Linked DNA regions of Homo sapiens: region 1 is linked to region 2. The links are chromatin contacts, found by Hi-C or POLR2A ChIA-PET in ENCODE. All regions are on one chromosome and are shown on one strand. The core of a region is the stretch at or near the end of the contact, and the rest is flanking DNA. Distances in the headings are between cores, read along the strand shown.

The links. Hi-C counts contacts between places; a loop is a spot of excess contacts on that map. ChIA-PET counts read pairs that join two places held with the same protein, here RNA polymerase II (POLR2A). Pooled maps may share reads with other maps.
Region 1: a map of HCT116 shows a loop between it and region 2 (3-fold over the local background). The contact joins the enhancer-like site here to the promoter of PAX2 in region 2. A Hi-C loop is called at or near these places in 2 of 168 maps with a recorded cell type or tissue (HCT116 and naive thymus-derived CD4-positive, alpha-beta T cell), 7 of 37 single-sample maps with no recorded cell type and 13 of 50 pooled maps. POLR2A ChIA-PET finds 5 or more read pairs at or near these places in 2 of 52 experiments (Caco-2 and GM12878).

The regions. Positions count from the first base shown.
Region 1 is chr10:101,012,366-101,015,754 of GRCh38, forward strand. It overlaps PDZD7 (PDZ domain containing 7), which reads right to left. Exons shown (of 17, transcript NM_001195263.2): 11 at 3,271-3,389. Among named protein-coding and RNA genes, the nearest start is that of LZTS2, 14 kb to the left of the region's middle. RefSeq lists enhancers at 779-908, 1,877-1,926. Within about 2 kb of position 1,251, at least 22 of the 41 ENCODE cell types and tissues checked have a DNase peak (open chromatin) inside an H3K27ac peak, as active enhancers do; they include HCT116, where a contact is called at or near this core.
Region 2 is chr10:100,743,837-100,746,854 of GRCh38, forward strand. It overlaps PAX2 (paired box 2), which reads left to right and starts at 1,746. Exons shown (of 10, transcript NM_000278.5): 1 at 1,746-2,467. The coding sequence starts at 2,425. RefSeq lists enhancers at 788-837, 1,937-2,478.

The DNA.
Region 1 (3,389 bases), core at 1-2,500, 270 kb after region 2:
CAGCCCTGCGTGCCTTGGGAAAGGTTCACTCCACCCCCAGCTGCCACAGGGTGGTCTGATCTTGGTGACAGGGTGGAAGCCTGCAGTAATAACAGACCTGCAATAAATGGCAACAGCATCGATAACAGCTTTGGGACAGACACTTTTCTAAGCCTTTTACATACTGTCTCTCAGCAACCACCCTGAGAAATGGCATTAATTATTCCCGTTTTACAGATGCGGAAACAGGCTCAGAGAGAAGGACTTCACTCAAAGCCACACAGATAAGGAAGTGTGAAGAGGGACTGGAACCCGGGAAGTCTAACTCTTGCCTGCTCTGGTGCCGGAAAAGGATGTGCAGGGAGTGGACTCTCCTCCCCACCCCCACATCCCAGGCAGAAGGAAGGAATTTGAGCCAAACTCTAGGCTGTGTGCCTGGCTGTCCCAGCATATGTCTGCACACAGACCTACAAATTAGGCTTTGTTCGGGGCTAGAATAGGAGCCTTGGGGAAGGGCCTCTCCAATCAGTTCCCTTGGAGGGGGGCGGGGTGGAGCCCCTTCTGCCTGGCACTGCCCGGATGCCACCAGCCACACCCCACTGACTCTGAAGACCTGAACACTGGGAGCCATCCCATTTGGACAGCACATCGCCCCCTCGTGGCAAGAGGGAGACTGAGTCAGGGACACGCACGCATAGAACACTTTCTATGGGCACAGGCACAGAGACAGAGCATGCCTTGGTGGTCAGAGTGAGTCATTCATAAATATCTGGAAATAAATACAATACAAATGATGTGTGTGGCCCCAAACCACACACAGTTACAGCGACTCACACATACACATATCAATAATACATTCCCTTTTGTCTGGAGAGACACATGTGGTGCAGAACCAGCCTCATATGTGCACACGCTTTAAGTCCATGGACTTGGATTCGGTACCTACTAAGTGCCAGGCCCTGTACTGGCCAGCAGGGGCACAATGATCCTGTCTCAGATCTTCAGGAACTGGGTCTAGTGGGAGCGAGGGGAAGATGAGTCACATACCCTGGTGAACTACAAACCATGGGCAATGGGGCACAGGGAGTCTCAGAGGAAGGTGGGAAGATCCCAGTGGGCTTCATGGAGGTGGTGGTATTTTGACTGACTCTTAGAAGATAGACGTAGGGAACAGCACAAAAGTTGGGAAGAAAGTGTTGCAAAGGTGGTGTGGAAAAACGAGTAGATAGTGGTTTAAACGTGGCCATGGGGTCCATGAAGAGCCTCCCTGCAGGGCTGCTGCACAGGCTGTGACTATATGAGTAGCGTCTCTGAGGTTGTGCAGGTTGTAACCTGTATAAACCTATGCGGCGGCCGTGGGAAAGTGGAGGTTGGTGGGTTAGGGAGTTGAATCTGGGAGGACCTCGAATGTGAGAGCCAAAGACAATGGGTCACCTCTGCCAAAGACAATGGGTCACCAGGTGGCCTGGGGAGTGTACAGCGATCAGACAGGGGTTTCTTTTCTTTCTTTTTTTTTTTTTTTTGAGATGGATTTTCGCTCTTGTTCTCAGGTTGGAGTGCAATGGCACGATCTTGGCTCACTGCAACCTCCACCTCCAGGGTTCAAGCGATTCTCCTGCCTCAGCCTACCGAGTAGCTGGGATTACAGGCGCCCACCACCATGCCCAGCTATTTTTTTTTTTTTTTGTATTTTTAGTAGAGATGGGGTTTCACCATGTTGGACAGGCTGGTCTCGAACTCCTGACTACAGGTGATCCGCTCACCTCGGCCACCCAAAGTGCTGGGATTACAGGCGTGAGCCACCGTGCCTGGCCAACCAGACAGGGGTTTCTGATTCCTGGTCTGGCAGCTGTAGAGAGATGGCTCACATGGGGAGAGAAGGGAAGCCTGGAGTTCAGGGCTACATGCCCCAGTCACTAGGAGAACTTTACTCATCACTCCAGCCAGGGCTCCATCGCAGAGGGTCTGATCTCTTGGTGTGGGGGGCTTGGGTCAGGTTTGGGTGGTGGTTGAGCTCGGCAGGTGGTATGGGGGCACAAGTGGGAGGTTTGGGCAGAGGAGAAGGGAGGGATGAGGGAAAAGGAGCCTCCAAAGAGACAGACCCAGAGCCCCACCTCGTGGCCAAAGCCTGCATTGCCGGCCCACTGGAGGCTGGTACACGCTGCCCTACTTAGCGCTGGGAGCTAAGGGTGACACTTTCTGAGTTTAGCCCAAAGCCCCTTAGCTTCCCCCAGCACACACCCCTATCTGCAGCTCTGCTGCAAACCGGGCCTTGATAACAGGATGCATAAATGACCATGTCTCAGTCTCCAGGTGACAATGCATGGACACACACACACACACACACACACGCTAGCCAGACACGTGCTTGCTCACATGCACACACACACACACAATCATGCAGTCATATCAGTACAAACCAGGTACCCCACAGACACGCCAGTGCACACACCACACAGACATACAACACAGCCCCACTTTGAGTAAGATGAAGGGTGAGGGAATCCACAAACAATTTTTCAAGACCCCCCAGCTCGCCCTCACACACAGTGTGCAGACTCCTCACAAAGAGCCCAGTGTACACACACAGGCCTTCCTGAGACAGGGACAGGAGAGGACCTGCCAGTCCTGGAGTGAGTGACCTGTGCCCCACAGCCTCCCCAACAGGTGGGCCCCAGAGACTCCTTCAAATCTGACTCTCTCTCCACCCTGGGGCGCTCTGGTTCTTTTTGAAGTGGAAGAGAACAGAGAACGACAGTTTAGGTGTTGGGGGAGGCAAAGGATTACTTACTTGGGCAACAGGGGAGAGGACCTGGCATGAAGCCAGGCTTACTGGCTGACCTAGGAGCAGAGGGTGGCATGCAGTGAAGGATGGAGGCTTGCAGAGGGCAGAGGCAGGCGACTGCAGGGACTCACTTTCCCCACGTGGCACCTGTCCGCTCCTTCTCTTCTCAGCTTAAATATCACCTCCTCTAGGAGGGCCTCCCAGCCCACACCATCTAATGTGTGTCTCCTGGGTTACCGTCTCATGTTCTTTTTCTTCAGCTCTTCATGTGACTCATCACCATGGGCGTTTAGGTTCTAGTGATTTTCTAGCTCTTCTTCCTGTGAGCTGGCAGATGTGTGTGTGTGTGTGTGTGTGTGTGTGACAGGAGTGACTTCTGATTTTACTGACCACTAGCCTCCTGGTGTCAAGCCCAGACACTGGTCAGTGGACAGTGGCCTGAATGAATGATGGGCTGGGTGACTGAAGGACCGTGTGCCAGGGCTGCGGATGGGATGAAGGCTTACCCGGGAGCAGTGGCGGGTGACAGCCAGCACCTCGTCATCAGTCAGCAGCCTCTGGGCCAGGTCCTGAATGAGGGGCCGCCGGCTCTCCCAGGCCTGAACCTGCTCATCCACATTAGGCA
Region 2 (3,018 bases), core at 496-2,995:
GGGAACCAACCTGCCTAGCCACCCAAGGGAAGTGGGATAGGGGCTGGGAGGGGCAGGCGGTGAGGAGTGTTTTCCTCCCAGACTTTACCCCGCAGGTGGATTAAGCTTATTGGGCTCTGGAGGATACAGGAGGGAGGGCAAATGCCAGGATCCCAGCGGACCCAGGCCCCACAGGAGTGAGAGGCTCAGAACCTCGTCCCGCTGAGCCTGGCCTGAGCTCCTCCTGAGGAATAAGGGCATCCCAAAAACCCGGGTACAAGACGCCCAGTAGTAGTAGTTAGGCTGAGTCAGGCAGGTGCATCTCTCCCCATGGTATCTGCCGCCCAGGCTCCGGCCAGAGGGAGGGGAGCGCGAGTCCGCCGCGCTTCCGCGGGGCGCCCGGAGCTGCAGACGGGGGCTGGAGGAATCTCGGATTCGGGCTGCAAGAGCGCTGCGCAAGCTTCGCCGAGCCGCCCTTTCGCAGACCCAGGGAAGCGGGGGGAGGGAGCGAAGGAGGGAGAGAGAGTTAAAACATCAGCTGAAGTGCCAAGATGATTTATGAGACGAGGGAAAATATTTCATGAAGATCTCCCGGATATTCTGTACTTAACCAGTTAGGAGACAAAGGGCTTCTTCTGCCTGGTGCGTGCGAGCGGACCCCAGCGAGCAAGGGAGCTAGTGCCAGAGAGAGCTGCGGAGGCTCCGGCAGGAGTGGGGACGTCCCCGTGGTTGCGCCTCCTGCGCTCGCCCCGGATCCACCGAGCTAGCAGCGGGCGGCGCTCAGCCGCGTCCGCAGCCTCCTCTTCTCCCCAGCCGGGGAGAGCCAGCCTCGTCTCCCACATCCTCTGCCGCCAGCGACCTGCAGCTCCGCACTGTTTCCCTCCCCTGTACCCCCTTCCCAGTCACCCGAGGGTTCAGAAACCAAGTCCCCCGGCTCTCCCGCCATCCGCTGGGTCCCACCGAGGCAGGTGGGTACTCGCCGGAGGTCTTCAGCTCGATTCTGAACCAAGCGTTCTGGACTGCCCAGACCCGGTGGGCAAGGGGACTGGGGAGGCCCTGCGCACAGTCGCGTGGAACGGGAGGGGACAAGACAAACTGCTGGACACTTTTCCGTGGAATGAGAAGTGGGGGGTGCGTGGGTGGGAAGGTACCTCCGGAGGGAAAGGCCAAAGGGAAGGACCAGAAAGAGAGGAAGGAAGAGCCGGGAAGGAACGGAAGGGAACTCAGAGCCGAGGGTGGTGGGGTTGGGGCTAGGGATGCGCACTGGGCCCGGGGCCGCGCGGCCCAGGCGGGCACTGGCCAGTGGATGGCAGGGCTGGGCGAGTTAGAACTGAGAGCCCGGCTTCACAGCGCAGCGCGCTCCGAGGCCCTCTGTCGTTACCTGAATATTCATTAGACTGACCGCTCTTTATCCTTATCTAGCGTTTATCTTATCGGCGAGTTTCGTTTCTCAGTGTAGTTTTAATCCCGGGCTCCCATTCCCCCTCCCCCGGTCCGCTCCCCTCCCTCCCTCTTCCTTCGCCGGCTGCTCCCTCCCTCCCTCCCTCCCATTTCTCCCTCCCCTGCCCTCCCCTAGCCGGCACCGGAGTGACAGGCTCGGGGCCCTCCTCGCCGAAGCTCGGGGCTCCAGCGCTGGCGAATCACAGAGTGGTGGAATCTATTGCCTTTGTCTGACAAGTCATCCATCTCCCGGCGCGGGGAGGGGGAGGAGGTCTGGAGGGGGCTTTGCAGCTTTTAGAGAGACACACACCGGGAGCCGAGGCTCCAGTCTCCGGCCGAGTCTTCTCGCAGCCGCAACCCACCTGGGGCCAGCCCAGAGCTGCCAGCGCCGCTCGGCTCCCTCCCTCCCTCCCGGCCCTTCGGCCGCGGCGGCGTGCGCCTGCCTTTTCCGGGGGCGGGGGCCTGGCCCGCGCGCTCCCCTCCCGCAGGCGCCACCTCGGACATCCCCGGGATTGCTACTTCTCTGCCAACTTCGCCAACTCGCCAGCACTTGGAGAGGCCCGGCTCCCCTCCCGGCGCCCTCTGACCGCCCCCGCCCCGCGCGCTCTCCGACCACCGCCTCTCGGATGACCAGGTTCCAGGGGAGCTGAGCGAGTCGCCTCCCCCGCCCAGCTTCAGCCCTGGCTGCAGCTGCAGCGCGAGCCATGCGCCCCCAGTGCACCCCGGCCCGGCCCACCGCCCCGGGGCCATTCTGCTGACCGCCCAGCCCCGAGCCCCGACAGTGGCAAGTTGCGGCTACTGCAGTTGCAAGCTCCGGCCAACCCGGAGGAGCCCCAGCGGGGAGCGCAGTGCTGCGCCCCCCGCCCCCGCGCGCCCCGCAGCAGCCGGGCGTTCACTCATCCTCCCTCCCCCACCGTCCCTCCCTTTTCTCCTCAAGTCCTGAAGTTGAGTTTGAGAGGCGACACGGCGGCGGCGGCCGCGCTGCTCCCGCTCCTCTGCCTCCCCATGGATATGCACTGCAAAGCAGACCCCTTCTCCGCGATGCACCGTGAGTACCGGCGCCCGGCTCCTGTCCCGGCTCGGGGCTCTCCGTCCCAACCCTGTCCAGTCCCAGCGTGGCCCCGGCCCCTCGCGCTCAGGTCCCATCTTGGAGGCCTCCCTGGCTTCTGGTCCCTCTTTTCGTTCTTTCTCTCCCTCGCCCGGTGTTTCTAATGCCTCCAGTTTCTCTCCTGCCTTCTGTCACCCATTCTTACCTCTCTGTCTGCCTGCCTTCCTACCTTCCCTGATCCCTATCACCTGCCTTTGCTCTTTCTATCCGCTCCTTCTTAGGTCATGGGATCCACGGCCTCGGAGCCCTGGTTCCAGCCACCCTCTCCCTAGTCAGCCTCTTGCCCTGGGCTGGGGGGCAAATTAGCAGGCAGTTTTCAGGGTGTTGTTTTGTTGTTTTCTCTGTCTTTTCTCTCTTTCTCTCTTCCTCTGTTTGCCTCCCTCTCCTGTCTCCCCACATCTTTATCTTTCTCAAACTTAAGAGTCGTGGGGTCCAGGAGACTCCAAGAGTATTCAGCCTCAGTGTCAGGACAATTGGGCAGAAGAGTGTGG